Regions from separate parts of the Homo sapiens genome. Here region 1 is linked to region 2. The links are chromatin loops, found by intact Hi-C in ENCODE. Cell type or tissue: CD4-positive, alpha-beta T cell. All regions are shown on one strand. Each heading gives the region's core, and the rest is flanking DNA. Links, peaks and the distances in the headings are about the cores only.

Evidence for each region. A loop is a pair of places that touch in the nucleus more often than their neighbours do. Peaks named below come from ENCODE experiments on the same cell type or tissue, not always from the same donor. Only the 100,000 strongest peaks of a DNase experiment are listed, where the experiment ranks them.
Region 1: a loop joins it to region 2, with 19 times the contacts of the local background. A loop is called at or near these places in 20 of 110 quality-filtered maps.

What each region holds. Positions count from the first base shown.
Region 1 is chr1:62,078,391-62,088,111 of GRCh38, forward strand. It overlaps PATJ (PATJ crumbs cell polarity complex component), which reads left to right. Exons shown (of 44, transcript NM_001350145.3): 32 at 1,060-1,177; 33 at 6,125-6,258. MIR3116-1 (microRNA 3116-1) reads left to right here and starts at 396; the gene lies at 396-469. It overlaps MIR3116-2 (microRNA 3116-2), which reads right to left and starts at 466; the gene lies at 399-466. In CD4-positive, alpha-beta T cell, for the core only: CTCF peaks have their summits at 4,534 (motif pointing right) and 4,735; a DNase peak (open chromatin) is centred at 4,531.
Region 2 is chr1:62,401,941-62,411,661 of GRCh38, forward strand. No RefSeq gene overlaps it. Among named protein-coding and RNA genes, the nearest start is that of USP1, 30 kb to the right of the region's middle. In CD4-positive, alpha-beta T cell, for the core only: a CTCF peak has its summit at 5,610; a DNase peak (open chromatin) is centred at 5,661.

The DNA of each region.
Region 1 (9,721 bases), core at 1,256-9,255, 320 kb before region 2:
TCCTGCCTCAGCCTCCCAAGTAGCTGGGATTACAGGCATGCATCACCACGCCTGGCTAATTTTTGTATTTTTTTCAGTAGAGATGGGGTTTCACCATGTTAGCCAGGCTGGTCTCGAACTCCTGATGTCAGGTGATCTGCCCATCTCAGCCTCCCAAAGTGCTGGGTTTACAGGCGTGAGCCACCATGCCTGGCCCCTTAGTTTTTTAATATTAATATTCATTGGAGGTACTGTCAGCAAAAATCCAGAATTACAAGTTAATTTTTCCCAAACTCACACAGTAGAGGTCCCTGTACCTTCACTGAATTGCAAGTTCACTTTCTACCCTGAGTTACTCATGTCTTCAGTTTTGCTTTTCTTTGTTCTTTCTTTCTTGTTCATTCATTCATCAAGCACTTTATTGAGTCCCTACTATGTTCCAGGCACTGGGTATCGTAGGTGCCTGGAACATAGTAGGGACTCAATAAAGGAGCTATGCTTCCTTTATGTGAATTAAATGTCACTGATGTAGCTGGCATTTAGTAGGCTTTCAGTAGGTGTTGGTTTTCTTTGTCTGCCCCTCATTTTGCTTAATTAACCTACCAAATGCATCTTTGACTCTAGTGTGTCCAGAAGAAATGGACAGTGTTGATGCTCTAAACATCCCCAGCGTAGATTGTTTTTCAATGTGCACAACACAGATAAGTCACTTCAAAGTCCATAGATAAAGGGGCTTCTTGCTGATTTCATCAGAATGAGTAGAAATTGCAAGATAATTTTTGTTTTGCCTCCCACCCCCAGCTTCATGTACAGATCACACTGACAGAGTATCTTCAGCTTTTATCTTTCCTCCCTTCCTTGATCTGCCCTTCATCAAAGCATTTTAGTTGTAAAGTTAAATAGGGAAGAATGAGGAACGAGGCATAAATCATCCTAACTTCTTGCCACCCTCCAACCTTATATTCTCAAAAGACATCATTGGACTGCACCATTGTTTTGGTAACAATACACCAGTTTTAAAGTATTTTCTTGTTACCTTTCTCCTTTTTGATATTCATCTAATTTTCCTTTCTTTTGTAGGCTGTCAGCCAGATGAAACAGCAAAAATATCCAACAAAAGTCTCCTTCAGTTCACAAGAGATACCATTAGCACCAGCTTCATCATACCATTCAACAGATGCAGACTTCACAGGCTATGGTATGATTCTTTCTCTCAGCAGATCTGGCTCATTAAGCCTTAGAGAAGGCAAGGGATCATAATGTCCTAAAACGAGAACTGGACCAGGAGGCAGAAGTCTGACTCTGGATACTTCCTCCGCTTCCTTAGCTTTGGGGCTTGGATAGGTCACTTCATTTCCTACATCATTTTTCCTCCTCTCTGCCATCGCCATTGCCTGTTGCTTTTTGAATATAAGAGCACTAGAACAGAACAGGACCTCAGTAGGTCAGGAGTTCAAGACCAGCCTGGCCAACATGGTGAAACCCTGTCTCTACTAAAAATACGAAAAATTAGCCAGGCATGGTGGCGCATGCCTGTAATCCCAGCTACTCGGGAGGCTGAGGCAGGAGAATCGCCTGAACCCAGGAGGCAGAAGTTGCAGTAAGCTGAGATTGCACCACTGCACTCCAGCCTGGGTGACAGAGTGAGACTCTGTCTCAAAAAAAAAAAAAAGGAAAAGAAAAGGACCTCAGTAAATGTTATTTGAATCTGAGGCTTCTGTATTATTCTTCTCTAATCTCTACAAAAGATTATATTTAGGTCTTGAGTAATATCTCTTTAAAAATCCTATCAAACCCAATTTTTAGCCCTGCAAATGTTGCTTTAAGCTGTTTGAAGAATGTTGATTTTCAATGCTTAAAGAAATTGGCATGCACATTCTGTCTTTAAATTCCTGGCTTGAATTATGCTGACTGGGGGTTGAAAATAGAACTTTATAAAGAATAATAGGTATTTCTACTTGCTTTTTTTTCTTTTTTTTTGAGACAGAGTCTCATTCTGTCACCCAGGCTGGAGGGCAGGGGGCTGATCTCAGCTCACTGCAACCTCTGCCTCCTGGGTTCAAGTGATTCTCCTGCCTCGGCCTCCTGAGTAGCTGGGATTACAGGTGCTCACCACCATGCCCGGCTAATTTTTACATTTTTAGTAGAGATGGGGTTTCACCATGTTGGCCAGGCTGGTCTCAAACTCTTGACCTCAAGTGATCTGCCTGCCTCGGCCTCCAAAAGTGCTGGGATTACAGACGTGAGCCACTGTGCCCAGCCCTACTTTGCTTTTGTGCAGTATACATCAGTAAAAAATAAAACTCTTTAAAAGACAGTACTCACCAATGGCAAAGCATAACCCTGCATTAATTTAGCAGTTCTGAAATCTTTGTGGTATTTGCCTTTTATATATTTTTTCATAAATATTAACTTCATAAAGTTCATCAAGCAGGTACTATTTTAAAGCATTGTAGATGTACTAAAACATTTGATGCATGTGGTCAGAAAACTATGGCGCATGGGTCAAATCTGGCCTACCAGCTAGTTGTGTATGGTCTACAAGCTAAAAAAGGTGTTCACTTTTTAAAGGTTGAAAAAACACCTAAGAAAATTTTATTAAAATATTCTATGAAATTCATATTTCAGTGTCCACAAATACAGGTTTATAGACACTCATTTGTTTCTGTATTGTCAGTGGCTTTTTTCACACTATAATGATGGAGTTAAGTAGTCACAACAGAGACAGTCTGGCCTGTAATGCCCTATTAAAATATGTATACTTGGCACTTTACCAACAATGCATGCTGACTATGGAGGTAGACAAGTTGAGTTTTGGTAATATATATCACATATTTATACTTAGATGACAGAAATTCAGCATCCTTCCTGGTTTTCATTCTCATGGTTAAATAATAAATAAACAAATAAATAAATAAATGAAGTTCATCATCCTACAGTTGAATCTATAGAAATTTTATTCATTTACTCATCTACTTACCAAGCATTTATTGAGGACTTGGTATGAGCTGGGTTTGGGGCTGGATTCCATGAGAGAAGTAAATAAAAAGATTGACTCAGGACTGGCTAGGGTGAGGCAAACGTGGAGGAGGGAAAAGAAATGCCATCTCCAGGATGTCTCACCAGGTTTTTTTCTCTCTTCTCACTCAGGAGACTACGCTAGTCATTTACAAAGGCAGTATAAACTTTTTATTTACTTATCTATTTATTTATTTGAGATGGAGTTTTGCTCTTGTTGCCCAGGCTGGAGTGCAATGGTGTGATCTCGGCTCACTGCAACCTCTGCCTCCTGGGTTCAAGTGATTCTCCTGCCTTAGCCTTCCTAGTAGTTGGGATTACAGGCATGTGCCACCATGCCTGGCTAATTTTGTATTTTTAGTAGAGACAGGGTTTCACCATGTTGGTCAGGCTGGTATCAAACTCCTGAACTCAGGTGATCCGCCCACCTCAGCCTCCCAAAGTGCTGAGGTTACAGGCGTGAGCCACCGCACCCGACCTAAAAGCAATAGAAACTTTTTAAAGCACCCATGAAAGTGTGCCACTATCGTACGTCATTTTTATTGTAAATTAATGGGAAATGTGGTATAAAATACATATGCTGCAAAAAGATTTAAAGACAAATTTGGTTTACAATTTAATATTCTGCCTTGCCTGTATCTTACCTAGAGCCTTTCTTTTTGTCTTATTGGCAAGATTTTTCTATAAAGAAGTCGATAGTAAATATTTTAGGCTGTGGTCCACACAGCCTCTGTTGTAGTTTCTCACCCCTGCCATTGTAGTGTGCTAGCCACCATAGGCTGGCCATAGGCTACTTCTAAATATGGCACTTTTTATGGTTGTATCACTGAATTTCTTGCTGTTAACCAGGAGGCCTTTAGATTAATAAATTCCATATGGATGGGAACAAGATATGTGAATACCCACAATGTGCCAGACTCTGGGCCGGGCACCTCACACACACTGTTCATTTAGTTTCTCTAACAGCCTCTTTAATAGTGGTTACATGCATTTTTCTGATGAGAAGTGAGCTCCACTTTCACCCTCCTGTTAAATTCCTGCTTAGGAACTCAACTGTGGCTCTGTGCCACTCCAAAACCTGTGCCTTTTCATCTCAAAGACCATGATTATCACTTAGTTAGAGCAGAACCCCCACAGGCTTACCTAGAGCCTGTTTCTTTTTGTTTTATACCAGAGATTGACAAGCTTTTTCTATAAAGAAGTAGATTGTAAATATTTTAGGCTTATGGGCCACACAACCGCTATTGCAGTTACTCACCCCTGCCATTGTAGTATGCTAGCAGCCATAGGCTAGGCATAAATGAATTAGTGGGTTTGTGTTCCAATACGACTTTATTTATAGACACTGAGATTTAGACTCATATCATTTTCACATGCTTTGAGACATTATTTTTCTTTTGATTTTTTTTCAAGCTTTTGAAAGTGAAAAGCCATTCTTGATCCGCGAGCTATAGTCCGCTGACCCCTGCTTTTACATAGGTTTAATGAGCACTGGGATCTCATCTCAGCTCTGTGCATTAGCTGCAGCTGACCAGCAGATGGAGCCCTCTCTCATCAGCCCTTTCCTGAATTATATCATAATGTAAGAAACAATACTCATGGTGATCAAACTCAGTTATCAGAAAATATGACATTCTCTGGAGACTATGATTTGTATGAGCATCTCTTGAAGCTATTCAACATTTTATATGAGCATCTCTTGAAACTATTCAACATTTTGAATGTTTTGAGGTTTCGTTGTTGTTGTTGCCATTTTGAGACGGAGTTTCACTCTTCTTGGCCAGGCTAGAGTGCAATGGCGCGATCTCAGCTCACTGCAACCTCTGCCTCGGGCTCAAGCGATTCTCCTGCCTTAGTCTCCTGAGTAGCTGGGATTACAGGCATGAACCACGCCCAGCTATTTTTTATATTTTTAGTAGAGACGAGGTTTCACTATGTTGACCAGGCTGGTCTCGAACTCCTGACCTCAGGTGATCCTCCCACCTCAGGTGATCAGCCTCACAAAGTGCTGGGATTACAGGCGTGAACCACCGTGCCCGGCTGAATGTTTTGAGTTTTTAATAGGTTATCTGGAAAATGCATGTGTGTAGATTTTATGCTGGATAAACAGGTGTTAGTAAACATTTTTTCTTAGCCTATAAACATTTTTTCCCTCACTCTTTGGAAAAACCCAACCTAAAACAATTGTTTTTAAAAATAAACCTTTGTAAAAAAGCAATAACTTTTAAATAAACTTTTCCTCTATGAACCCCGCAAGTAATTTTTGAGTCTTGTGTTTATAATATATTTTGCTTTACTATATATGTAATATATTTGGGGATAAATTTTAGGTAATTGTTATTTTCAGGTATTTCATACTTTATTGATTAAATTCTTTATACATCTTAATAATTTAATTCATCTGATATGCTCTAATTGAAAGTATTTAGGCATTGTTTCTTAATTAGTATCCTATAGCTCAGAATCTCCTGTTATACCAGCCTTTATTCTCATTGTAACATAGGCCTTCATATACCTAATCATTTAATCATTGTAATTTTTCCATACAGATTTTCATGATGTATTTTAAGATTTTAAAACTTTTAGCCAGGTGCAGTGGCTCACACCTATAGTCCTAGCACTTTGGGAGGCCAAGGCGGGCGGATCACCTGAGGCCAGGAGTCCGAGACCAGCCTGGCCAGCATGGCAAAACCTCGTCTCTACTAAAAATAAAAAAATTAGCCAGGCATGGTGGTGGGTGCCTGTAATCCCAGCTACTTGGGAAGCTGAGGCAGGAGAATTGCTTGAACCCAGGAGGTGGAGGTTGCAGTGAGCTGAGATCGTACCATTGCATTCCAGCCTGGGCGACAGAGTAAGACTCTGTCTCAAAAATATAAATAAATAAAATAAGATTTAAAACTTTCAAGTAAAATTGATGGGTTGAGGGGTGGGAGTTATCGTTTTAATCTCAGCAGTGTCATCCCTGGCTGAAGAGGCAGGAATGACCCAGCTTTTTGCTTCATGGTGTTTGGCAGGAAAAGAGTGCAGTGATAAACACATGCAAGCCCCACACTCCCCACGTGATGGAACGTGCAGGCTGAGCTGCAGCTCTTACATGCCAGTCATGCTGTGTTCAATTCTTTTCCAGGTGGTTTCCAGGCTCCTCTGTCAGTGGACCCCGCAACGTGTCCCATTGTCCCTGGACAGGAAATGATTATAGAAATATCCAAGGGACGTTCAGGGCTTGGTCTCAGCATTGTGGGAGGAAAAGACACACCCTTGGTAAGTTTCTAGAAATAAAATGTATCCACTGTCATAGAACTAGTTGTTGAGGTTAATTTTGGCCCTGCGCCACAACTCTGCAAGACTTGCCTTTTTCATAGTATGAGGAGAAAATGTGATTATAAATAGATGTGCATCCATAGTCTAGCTAGTTTTCAAGTTTTTCTCAGTGTTTAATTTTCAACAGTGCTGGGCGCGGTGGCTCACACTTATAATCCCAGCACTTTGGGAGGCCAAGGCAAGCAGATCGCTTAAGCCCAGGAGTTCAAGACCAGCCTGGGCAACGTGGCGAAACCCCATCTCTACAAAAAGTACAAAAATTGTCTGGGTGGGCTGAGCACAGTGGCTCACGCCTGTAATCCCAGCACTTTGGGAGGCTGAGGCAGGCAGATTACTTGAGGTGAGGAGATCAAGACCAGCCTGGCCAACATGGTGAAACCCTATCTCTACTAAAAATACAAAAATTAGCTGGGCATGGTGGTGCACACCTATAGTCCCAGCCACTCAGGAGTCTGAGGCAGGAGAATCACTTGAACCCAGGAGGTAGAGGCTGCAATGAGCTGAGATCGTGCTACTGCACTCTAGCCCCACTCCTTAGGAGGCTGAGGTGGGAGATTCACTTGAGCCCAGGAGGTCGAGGCTGTAGTGAACCGTGATCATGCCACTGCACGCCAGCCTGGGTGACAGAGAGCAAGACCTTGTCTTAAAAAAAAAACAAACAAAAAACTTTCATCAGGATTTTCTCCATCTAGGATGTTGAATATTTTTATAAATACTTATTAGACCAACAGTATCACAGCAGCATTTAGAAGTATTTAAGAGGATGCCTCACACATAGTAAGTGTTCAGTAAGTAGGAACTGTTGTTATTCTCATCATCATTATTTAATGGAATTGTAGATAAAAAGTATACATCAGGCCAGCATGGTAACCGAGGCAGGTGGATAGCTTGAGGCCAGGAGTTTGAGACAGCCTGGGCAACATAGCAAGACCTCATCTCTACAAAGAAAATTTTTTTTAAATTAGCAAGGCATGGTGGCACACACCTGTATTCCCAGCTACTCAAGAGGCTGAGGAAGGAGGATCACTTGAGCCCAGGTGTTTGAGGCTGCAGTGAGCTATGATCATGCCACTATACTCCAGCCTGAGCAACAGAGCAAGGCCCTGTCTCTGTTTAAAAAAAAAAAAAAAAAAAGGTATGCATGAATTATTCCGGCCTAACAATTTAGGGTTCATTTTACACTGACCATTTTCATATCTACTCATAATTTTTTTTAGAAGTCGGTGTAGAATATTAGTGTTTCCTGGGATGATTGACTTTTTATTGTTTTTTATTTTTTTAAATAAATAGAGATGGGGTCTTGCTATGTTGCCCAAGCTGGTTTTGAACTCCTAGGCTCAAGCGATCCTCCTACCTTAGCCTCCCAAAATGCTGCAATTACAGGCATGAGCCACTGTGCCTGGCCAGGATGATTGATTTTTCATTATTCAATACCTTTTGTTTATCACTGCTCAGTAGCGCCATTAAAATGAAAACTTTTCCTGGGTTTTGATTTACTCAAGATGTGATTAATTAATGCATGTGTGTGTGTGTGTATGTGTGTGTGTGTGTTTAATACCTGCATATTATACAAAGTTAAATTGATACAAAAGGAAAATTGTGTGTGTGTGTATGTAATACCTGCATCTTATACAAAGTTAAGTTGCCATAAAAGGAAAAAAGTGAAAAATAAATCTCCCTCCTACCTTTTTGCCCTAGCTCTGCCCTTCACTACCTAAAACCAGGGCGACTCCCTAGAGACAATCACTCTTGTTAATGAATATGTTTTAAATGAATATTTTGGTATTTCTTTTGCCCATTTTATTTAGTAAGCAATAAATTGTACATGCCAGATAAAACAAACATATCAGGGTCTATAAAACTATTTTTTTCCACATTGGGCAGTAATGTAACATTTTTGTGGTAGTACTGTTGGGGGTGGGGAGATCCTAATCTACTTTTGTGTAATAAATATTAGTTCCCTAAAGCACTAGGAAACTCAAGAACAGCATAGGCGATAGAAACCAGGGTCTTGATGATGCAGGAGTTTTCTCTTGACCCCTTCATCAGACTTGCAACAGGGGTACTGTTTACTTGGAGCGCCTCGCTCAGCCTGTTGTAGGATGGAGTTCATGAGAGAGCGAGTGCAGGACCCAGCTGGCTGCTTTGGGTGCCGGCAGGAGCAGGCTCTGTGGGGTCCCCTCGGCCAGACCAGGTAGGGGTGCCTGCGACCCCTGAAGCCCCAGAGAGTGTGTTACAATGCTAACCTCCGTCGTCCGTGGACAGCGGTACGTTATCAGCTCAGTGGGCCCCTTGCCTTGTTGCATGGGGCAGCTGCTCCCCACCAGGGAGGGCAAAGGGCCAGTGTGACAGCCTTTTTTGGGTACCCGCACTCGGTGAGTCCCAAGCTCCTGTCCGGCGTCCGAGAAGAATTAGGTTGCACAGACACTTGAAGGATGGTGGAGAAGAAGAATTTTATTTAGCAACGGAAGTGGCTGTCAGTGGAGAGGGGAGCTGGAGAGGGGACAGCACAGGCAGAGAGTCTTCCCTGAAGTCCAGCTGGCTCTTCTCTAAAGTTAAGCTGTCTCTCCTCCAAAGTCCAGCCATCCCTCTAAAGTCAAGTTGCTTCTCCTCAGTCAAGCTGCTTCTCTCCTCTACCAACTGAGTCTGAGATCTTTGTAGGCATAGGATGGGGGGCGGGGCGGGCCGTAGGTAGTTTTGGGAAAAGCAACATTCGATTGGTAAAAAGACATTATTCAGAAAGAACCAATCAGGAGACAGCAGGCAAACAGGGATAGAAGTTATCACTTTGGACCAAGGGTTTCAGGCTTCTCGGCTCAAAGGTGGGGTTTTGCTGGGGATCTGCCCATGTCTGCCTAGAATTTCTCTGCCTCCTGTCCCTATCATTAATGCCTTTTACATGTTTGCTGGTCATGGTCCTTCCCTTTCCTACCATTGGGCCCCGTCTAGAAAATCCTGGCTTTGAGCCCCACCCTGCTAGTGAACCACCTCACCTGAACCTGAAAGGATTTTATCTCCTTCTGCTTGATAAAAGTACTGTTAACATTTTTCTCTGGAGTTCATGAAAATTTATGTCCTGAATTCTCCTCTTGCCTTTGCAAGCAGGAACTGCTGTGTGGCTTCATACATACAGGAATTTGGTCTGCGCTGTATCTTCTAATCGTATTTTTAATAATTCTTTGTAATTTTTTTTTTTTTTTGAGACGGAGTTTCGCTCTCCTTGCCCAGGCTGAAGTGAAATGGTGCAATCTCGGCTCACCGCAACCTCCGCCTCCCGGGTTCAAGCGATTCTCCTGCCTCAGCCTCCTGAGTAGCTGGGATTACAGGCATGCACCACCATGACTGGCTAATTTTGTATTTTTAGTAGAGACGGGGTTTCTCCATGTTGGTCAGGCTGGTCTTG
Region 2 (9,721 bases), core at 612-8,611:
CAAATAACAGATTCTGTGCAGTTATTGTATGTGTTAGTTCGTATATTTCATTGAGCTGTATTTGGAGGAGGGGAGGATAAGAAAATATGTCTCGTTTCTCTCTGTATCTCAGCCCATAACAGTGAGCCCACCACAGTGTAGCACTCAACCAACAAAGGGTCACGCAAATCAGGCCTAGGACTCTAAAGGCTATATCCTCAGGCAACCAGTTTTGGGTGAAAGCTCCTTAGAGCCCTCTGACCTGAGGCCAGGAGTGACTGAGTTTGTGTTGTGTCTGAGATTTAAAAAAATAAAAATAAAAAAAGGCCAGGCGCGGTGGCTCAAGCCTGTAATCCCAGCACTTTGGGAGGCTGAGGCGGGTGGATCACGAGGTCAGGAGATCCAGACCATCCTGGCTAACAAGGTGAAAACCTGTCTATACTAAAAATACAAAAAAAATTAGCCAGGTGCAGTGGCGAGCGCCTGTAGTCCCAGCTACTCGGGAGGCTGAGGCAGGAGAATGGCGTGAACCTGGGAGGCGGAGCTTGCAGTGAGCTGAGGTCGCACCACTGTACTCCAGCCTGGGCGACAGAGCAAGACTCTGTCTCAAAAAAAAAAAGTGGGTCTTAAGTGGTCCCAGCTGTGGGGAGAGGAGGGCGTGAGAGACTGGGAGCCAGGTGGGGCTGGACAACTATTGTTCTACTTGAATTTTTTTTTAGAGATGGGGTCTCACTCTGTTGCTCAGAATGGAGTGCAGTGGCGCAATCATAGCTCACTTCAGGCTCTAACTTCTGGCCTCAAGCAATCCTCCTGCCTCAACTCTGAGTTGCATGGACTGCACATCCTGCTAATTTTTAAATTGCTTATAGAAATGGGGTCCTACTATGTTGCCCAAGCTGGTCTCGAATTCCCAGCCTCAAGCGATCCTCCTTCCTCTGCCTCCCAAAGAGCTGAGATTACAGGAATGAACCACCACCGTGCCTGACTTGTTTTACTTGATGAATGCTTGTTAAGAATAAAACCTGGCCATGCGCGGTGGCTCACACCTGTAATCCTAGCACTTTGGGAGGCCAAGGCGGGCGGATCACCTGAGGTCAGGAGTTCAAGACCAGCCTGGGCAACATAGTGAAACCCTGTCTCTACTAAAATACAAAAATTAGCTGGGCATGATGGCGGGTGCCTGTAATCCCAGCTACTTGGGAGGCTGAGACCAGAGAATCGCTTGAACCCAGGAGATAGTGGTTGCAGTGGGCTGAGATCGTGCCACTGGACTCCAGCCTGGATGGCTGAGCAAAACTCCGTCTCAAAAAAAAAAAACAATAAAATTTGCAAAAAGAAGCTCATAATTCTCATTCCAAGACTGTTTCAAATTCCAAATACATGGATCCGAAAATGTCAAGCTCTCTTAAATTTGGGTACTGTCTGTGAGACCAGTTAGTGAGGTTAGTCTTTCTGTTCCATCTGCCCCTCTCTCTGCCTCCCAGCTTAGCCTTGATTCCATCACATGGGCTGGAGTGGGAGCCTCAGAGGAGGCTGGACTTCCCTGGTGTGCTTGCAGCTAAAGTCATCACTTTGGTGAGCATGTTTCCTGAAGGAAGAATGACATACGAGTTCACCAATGACAATTTCTCTACATGGAGTCCTGTGGGCAGTCAAAAACACAGGCCCACCATGTAACTTCTAAAATAATGAATTGGTAATACTGGATGTCAGTGAAAGCAAACCACCCTGATGAGATGAATGCTGGCAGGCATGGAAAGGTCTAGCCATCCCTTCTCATCAGCGGACGGCTGGTCTCATCAGGACACAGCTCCCCCTCTTCTGGCCCTAAGGGAACCTGATCTCCCAGCAGATGAGGACTGTGAATCCGCTCCTGGATTTGGCAAAATTGAGGAGGTTTCTGTGGTGACCTGGGCAAAAGCCTGATTAGAGTAAGCTTAGGGAAGGATTGGAGGACAGAGAATTGGAGACAGTGAGAACTCACAGCTTTTTCAAGAATGATTAAAGAAATGAGACCAGACTGGGTGCGGTGGCTCACGCCTGTAATCCCAGCACTTTGGGAGGCCAAGGCCGGTGGATCACAAGGTCAGGAGTTCCAGACCAGCCTGGCCAACATGGTGAAACCCCGTCTCTACTAAAAATACAAAAATTAGCTGGGCATGGTGGCACACACCTGTAATCCCAGCTACTGGGAAGGCTGAGGCAGGAGAATCACTTGAACCCGGGAGGCAGAGGTTGCAGTGAGCTGAGATTACGCCACTGCACAACAGAGTGAGACTGTTTCAAAAAGAAAAGAAAAGAAAAGAAAAGAAAAGAAAAGAAATGAGACCATAATTGGCAGGCAGAGGGAGGTGGTGTGGGGGTGCTGGGACCAAATAAGATATAAGATGGAAGGAAAAATGGCACAACTGTATGCTTGGGAAGAGTAGAGAAGGAAGAACTGATGTCAGAAATGGATGGAAGGCCCCAGTGGAGTTGAAAGATGATTGAGCTGGGATACTAGAGAGAGAAAGCTGAAAAGAGACTGTGAGTGGCAAGTGGCAAGTGGGATGTTTGACATTGAGATCATAAAGAGCACAGAGGCCCAGCACGGTGGCTCACGCCTGTGCCATCCCAGCACTTTGGGAGGCCAAGGCAGGAGGATTACATGAGCCCAGGAATTCAAGACCAGCTTGGGCAACATTGTGAGACCCCCATCTCTACAAAATTAAAATTAAAATTAAAATTAAAAAAATAAAGAGCACAGACACTATCTTGAATCCACAGAAAAGTATCCTGCAGAGGGCTGACCTTACTGCCTGTGTGCAGGCTCCTTCTTGAATTATGCTGAGAAGGCTTCTAGTTCAGCGGAGGATCATGAGGATGAGGAGCATGCACTACGGATGACTGAGTAGTGAGGCTGAAATACCTAGGTCCCCAAGGGCTCTGAAACAGAGCCATTCTATTCACCCTGGGCTGCCTCTCACAGGACTTCCACCTGAGAGAAAAAGCTCCTCTCTCCCTTGGGTTCCTGTTATTCTGAGTCTCAGTTCTTTGCAGATGAACCCAATTCTAACTAATAGGAATAGTAATAGAAAAGAAGCCACTGTAACAAAATTGTACCAAATAAAATAGAATTTAGGGCTAAAAGTAATAAATAGAAAGTAGGACAGTATCTGATGATAAAAGGATTGATCAAAAAATCATAAATTTAAATGGACTTATTAATATAGCTTGTTATATGTTAGTAGACTATAAGAAATGATAGTTTAAGTGGACAAAAATAGTATTAAATAAGAAAGAGTGTACATATACAAAAATTACCATGTATTATGTCCTAAAGTTTATTCTTAGTTGCTGAAAAATGAATCTACTCAAGCTAATTTAAGCAGAGAAGAGCTAATAAGATATTAGGTAACTCCCCAGTTCTCCAGGTAGGGCTGACAGCCAGGTTTGTATATCAGGACCCACACATCTAGGAAAAATGCCTACTCACATCATGAGATTGTCCTAGCAGAAACATCACTGCCATCGCCTCCACCACTTGACACTCTGCACCTTTGACAGTAGGAACAAGATCCCAGTCAGTGCTCCCTGCAGGAGGCGGCAGCCTCATTCTGTCTAGTGCAGAATGGCTGCTTGATGGAAGCTAGTTAAGTAAAAGTCTTACCATGCTCAAAAAGCCACCAGCCCAGACAGTTTTTTTTTTGTTTTTTTTTTTGTTGTTGTTGTTTTTGAGATGGAGTCTTGCTCTGTCACCCAGGCTGGAGTGCATTGGTGTAGTCTCGGCTCACTGCAACCTCCGCTTCCTGGGTTCAAGCAATTTTCCTGCCTCAGCCTCCTGAGTAGCTGGGATTACAGGCACCCGCCACCACGCCCGGCTAATTTTTGTATTTTTAGTACTGACAGGGTTTCACCATGTTGGCCAGGCTGGTCTTGAACTCCTGACCTCATGATGCACAGGCCTCGGCCTCCCAAAGTGCTGGGATTACAGGCGTGAGCCACCACTCCCGGCTGCCCAGTTTTATATGCAAGCTCTGTTACACCTTCATAGAAGAAATAAGCCCTTATAGATGTTTTTCATAGAATAGAAAAAGAGGGAAAGCTGTCCAACTCACTTTATGAGACTAGTATAATGTTGATACTCCCCAAAATAAGAAGAGTACAAGAAAATACAATTGTAAGCCATGCTCTCTTATGAATGTAGATGCAAACCTTTTTTAAAAAAGTTAACAAATCAGAAAACCAAATGCCACATGTCCTCATAAGTGGGGGCTAAACATTGAGCACACATGGACATAAACATGGGAACAGACACTGCGGACTGCTCAAGTAGGGAAGGAGGGAGAGGGGCATGGGTTGAAAAACCACCTATTGGGTACTGTGCTGACTACCTGGGTGCAATATCCCCAAGTCACAAGCCTGCATCTGTACCTGCTATATCTAAAATAAAAGTCGAAATTTTTTTTAAGTCACAAATCAAATTTAGTACCATATTAGGAAAAAAACAAAAACAAAAAAACAACCTTCCTGGCCAAGTAGGGCCCTTGGGAACACCAGATAGAAAGAGGTAATGCAGCCTATGGTTAAGAGACAGGTCTGGAGCCAGTGTATTTGCCGCTGTCTAGCTGTATGGCCTGGGGCAATTTACCTAACCTCTCTGCACCTAGGTTTTCTCACCTGTAAAATGAATGTAACAATAGTTCTTACCTGATAGGATAGTTGTGTGAACTAAATGAGTAAATTAAGTCAAGAACATAGAAGAGAGACTTAATTAGTTGTCATTACCTCACCAAATGCAGTGGAGATAGAGGCCAATAAACAAGGATGCAACACAAGACTGACAGCAGCTGATGCTGGCCAAGGATGACAACAAACCAGAAACCTCCTCCTTCCCTTCATGCCACATGAGTCTATCAGAGCCCGGATGCTACCTTGGGGACCAACATGGAGCAGGATGGGTAGAAGCTGGAATTAACTGAGCATTGGCTGTGATTGAGATTTTCTGCTACGTTGTTCCTCTACTGAGAATCCCTACTGATTCTGAAATCTGATCTACGTCTGGAATCTCCTCCTGATCTGTGGGGTATTGCTATCAGATGCAAGAAGACTAGCTAAGGCCAGGCGCAGTGGCTCAAACCTGTAATCCCAGCACTTTGAGAGGCCGAGGCGGGTGGATCGCCTGAGGTCAGGAGTTCGAGATCAGCCTGGCCAACATGGTGAAACCCTGTCTCTACTAAAAATACAAAAATTAGCCAGGTGTGGTGGTGGGGAAACTGTTTTTAATAGAGTAATGGAGGTGAAAACCACGCTGAAGAGTAAATATTAACGAGGGGCTTGGTATCCCTTGTTTTATATAACTGTAGGTCTATCTAATTCCAAAGCCCATACTGCTCACTTTTCAACATCCTGCTAAATTGTCACTCTTCCCTCCTGCTTTTCTTTAACCAGTATATTGATTAAACCACACAAGCAAAGAAACGTGCCCAACTGCCTAGAGTACTAGCTAACAGAGTCTGGATAAATTACTAGCAATACTTATTGTTTAATACAATTCTGTTTTTTGTCCTTATAACAATTACACATTCTGACCTCCACATACATAATGAATGTGGAGAACCATCTTTTGGCCTCCCCAGGCCACTATCTTTTGGAAAACCAGCAAATTTAAAGACCAACCAACACTATGATGTGAGCGCCACCTACTGTTAAGAAACTTAAAAGCACATCTCAGATAGTCCTCATATCTTGAATTGGTTCAAAGTATTAAAGCACATGTTCCAGAGATACTTCAGTTGGATAAATCGTAGGTGATACTTACTTTCAGTTAACTAGTTAAAAGGTTAAAACTTTAAAGGTTCCCTTTAATTTTTTTTTTGAGACAGTCTCGCTCCATCCCCCAAGCTAGAGTGCAGTGGTGCGATCTCGGCTCACTGCAACCTCTGCCTCCCAGGTTCAAGCGATTCTCGTGCCTCAGCCTCCCCAGTAGCTGGGATTACAGGCGCCTGCCACCAGGCCTGAGTAATTTTTTGTATTTTTAATAGAAACAGGGTTTCGCCACGTTGGCCAGGATGATCTCGAACTCCTGACCTCAGGTGATCTGCCCGCCTTGGCCTCACAAAGTGCTGGAATTATAGGAGTGAGCCACCGTGCCGGCCAAGTTCCCTTTAATTTTTTTCTCTTTAACCTTTAGTTAATTAGTAAACTGGTCAATTATTTGTGCATGTTCTCTCTTTTAACTACAAAATTCTGTCTTTTAACTACTTAAGAAGTTTTAAGTTTTACAATTTAAGTTGTTTTATATGTAATGTTGAATGTTTTAAATAGTGGACATTTCTAAGACCTACTTGGTGGGCTTGCATTTGAAAACTTCAACCTGGCTGGGTACAGTGGCTTACACTTGTAATCCCAGCACTTTGGGAAGCCGAGGTGGGCAGATCACCTGAGGTCAGGAGTTCAAGACCAGCCTGGCCAACATGGCAAACCCCATCTCTACTAAAAATATAAAAATTAGCTGTGCATAGTTGCACATGCCTGTAATCCCAGCTGCTCCGGAGGCTGAGGCAGGAGAATCACTTGAACCCTGGAGGCAGAGGATGCAGTGAGCTAAGATCACGCCATTGCACTCCAGCCAGGCCCTAGATACTAGAAATCTAGGGTTTTAAAAAATTATCTCAATGTAGAGCAAACAATATAAAAATATAACAAAAGGCTAAGTGGTATAATGGAAGTCTCTGTGAAGAAAAATCAGAAAAGTTTGCTGTGGGCTTTTCTACAGAGGCAACTTTTGAACTACAGAATGTCAGAACAGGTAAGAATTTATTCATTTGTCCATTTATTTATTAAGTACCTACTATATTCACAAAGACAAATAATGCAGGATTCACTTTCTAAAAGAAGCCACAGCCTAACAGAGGAGGTAGATATATAAACAAATTATTTATTCCTCCCCATCCCTTTGTATAAAATCAGAATAAAATATGTTAATTAGGAATGGAAATATAAACATCAAGAGACTCAGATACGTACACAAAGGAGTCAACACTTGGTATAAAGTACTATAACAGGAGTAAGTCCTATGTGAAATGGTAACATAAAGATGACTTGATTAACCTCATTACTTGGTGAGTCCTACAGAAATATGAGTTCCTAAAGGGTGAAATTTGATCCTATTAATTTTGTAACTCCTGGACCAGCACTGGGGCTGGAACACAGTGGCCAGTCAAAGCTGGCTGAATTGTGCGCAGAGGAGGGAAAGGACGGACAAAGAAGGCTCATCAAGAAGATGATCAGCTAGGCGCAGTGTCTCACGCCTGTAATCCCAGCACTTTGGGAGGCCAAGGCAGGTGGATTGCATGAGCTTAGGAGTTCAAGACCAACCTGGCCATCATGGTGAAACCCTGTCTCTACTAAAAGTACAAAAAAATAGCCAGGTGTGGTAGTGCACGCCTGTGGTCTCAGTTACTCAGGAGGCGGAGGTGGGAGGATCCCTTGAGCCCCGGAAGTTGAGGCTTCTGTGAGCCGTGATTGCACCACTACACTCCAGCCTGGGCAACAAAGCCAAACCCTGTCTCAAATTCAACAACAACAACAACAACAACAAAACTAGGAATTTAAGTTAAGGAGTTTTCAAGGTTAACAAAAGGAGATGGGGGTGAGAAAAAAAGAGTACTCTGAGTAAAGGAATCAATATGGAAAAAAAAAACAGATTTGTTGAACAACATAGCTCACTGGGGAAAACGCAAATAACTCAGTATATTTGGAGTATAGGGTGGGAAGAGGGAAGTGACTAGATTGGAGAAATAGGGGCAAACTTACACCATGGAGGGGTTTGCATGCCGAACACGGGAGATAGGACATTAACTATACATAGATGGATGTCTTAGAAAGACAGCCCTCCTGGCAATGGAAAGGATGGATCAGAGTGAGAAAGAGACTAAATAGGAGGAACTTGACAGGAAGGTGTGAAAGTAGAGAGTGGAGACAAACTAAGGCCACAGAGAGAAAGGGACAGATTCAAAAGTTTTTTGTGATGTCCATTTTGTTGCTATGAAAGACTAGAGATCCTTAAATTCTTCTGCTGTATATCATCTAAAAATACTCAACAAAATACTAACACACACACACACACACACACACACACACACACACACACACACAGGCTCTGTCTGACTCTTAGATGATTAGAAGGAAAGGGAAACCTGAAGAAGTCCGGGATGAAATGGGAACATAAAAGCAGGGAGGGGAGTATGAATGAGGAAATTAACCCAAGAAGTTGATGGTGACACCATCAGATAACCTAGAAGCATACATGGACCAATGGCAGGTGCATCACTGCACAGAGGAACCTGGGAATAAAGCCTTGGGCCCACCCAGGGCAGAGAGCCAGCAGAGACCACCACAGGTAAAGCTAGGACTCAGGAACAGGAAAATACTGTTCCTGGGAACCTGGGGAAAATAATCTTCCCCACAAATGTAGAGAACAGGGAAAATGGTTTGTTTTGCCCTTGGCTTGAAGAGAAAGTTTTAAAAGTTCCCTGAGAATTTTAGTGATTGACCAACTCTCACACAGGTTTTGGGCCTGAATCTACATGAGTGTCTTAAAAACTGCAATATACCTCGCCGTGATACACACACATCATAAATCACTATTTAAAATGGACCAGGTCTGGAGTGCCTCAAGGCATAAGTGAGAAATTGAAGAAATCCTCCTTGGGAAAAATATGGGATTTTTTTTTCTATGGCTGCTATAAAAAAATGCCAAAAATATAGTGACTTAAAACAACACACATTTATTACCTTACAGTTCCACGGGTCAGAAGTCCAATGTGAACCTCAATAGGCTAAGATGAAAGTGTAAGCAAGGGGCACAGTGGTGCACACCTGTCATCCTAGCTACTCAGGAGGCTGAGGTGGGAGGATCACTGGAGCCAGGGAGTTTGAAACCAGGCCAGGCAACATAGCAACCAGCAGGGCTGCATTCCTCTATGGAGGGTCTAAGGGAGAACCCATCTTGTCGGTAGAGGCTGACCACATTTCCTGGCTCACAGCCCCCTTTCTCCATTTTCAAAGACAGCAACTTTACACCTGTCTGACTCTTATTCTCCAGTCACATCACCTTCTCTTGGTATAGCTAGAAAAAAATCCTCCGTTTTTGTAGGCTGATTTGATTATATTGGGTACACCAGAGAATTCAGAATAATCTTCCCATCTCAAGTTCCTTAACCATAATCATATCTGCAAAGTCCCTTTTGCCATGTAAGGCATTTTGTTCACAGGTTCCAGGCATTAGGACATCAGTGTCTTTGGAGGACCATCATTCTGCCTACCACAAGGACATCTCAACCCATGCCTCAAAATATTTTTGAGCTTCCAATTTTTAAAAAAGCAATAAAACTAGAGTAGATAAAGATTTTGGCTACTGGAGTTATGGGATAAAAAATTTTTAAATAAGAATATTTGGCCAGGTCTGGTGGCTCATGCATGTAATCCTAGCACTTTGGGAGGCCGAGGTGGGTGGGTTGGTTGAGCCCAGGAGTTTGAGACCAGCCTGGGCAACATGGTGACACCCCGTCCCTACTAAAAGTACAAAAAAATAGCCAGGCATGGTGGCACTTACCTGTAGTCCCAGCTATTTCCTTCTGCCAAAGTGCTGGGATTACAGGTGTGGGCCACCGCTTGCTCCTTCCCTCCCTCCCTCCCTCCCTTCCTTCCTCTTTTCTTTCTCTCTCCCTCTCCTTTTTTCTTTCTTCTTTCTTTTCTT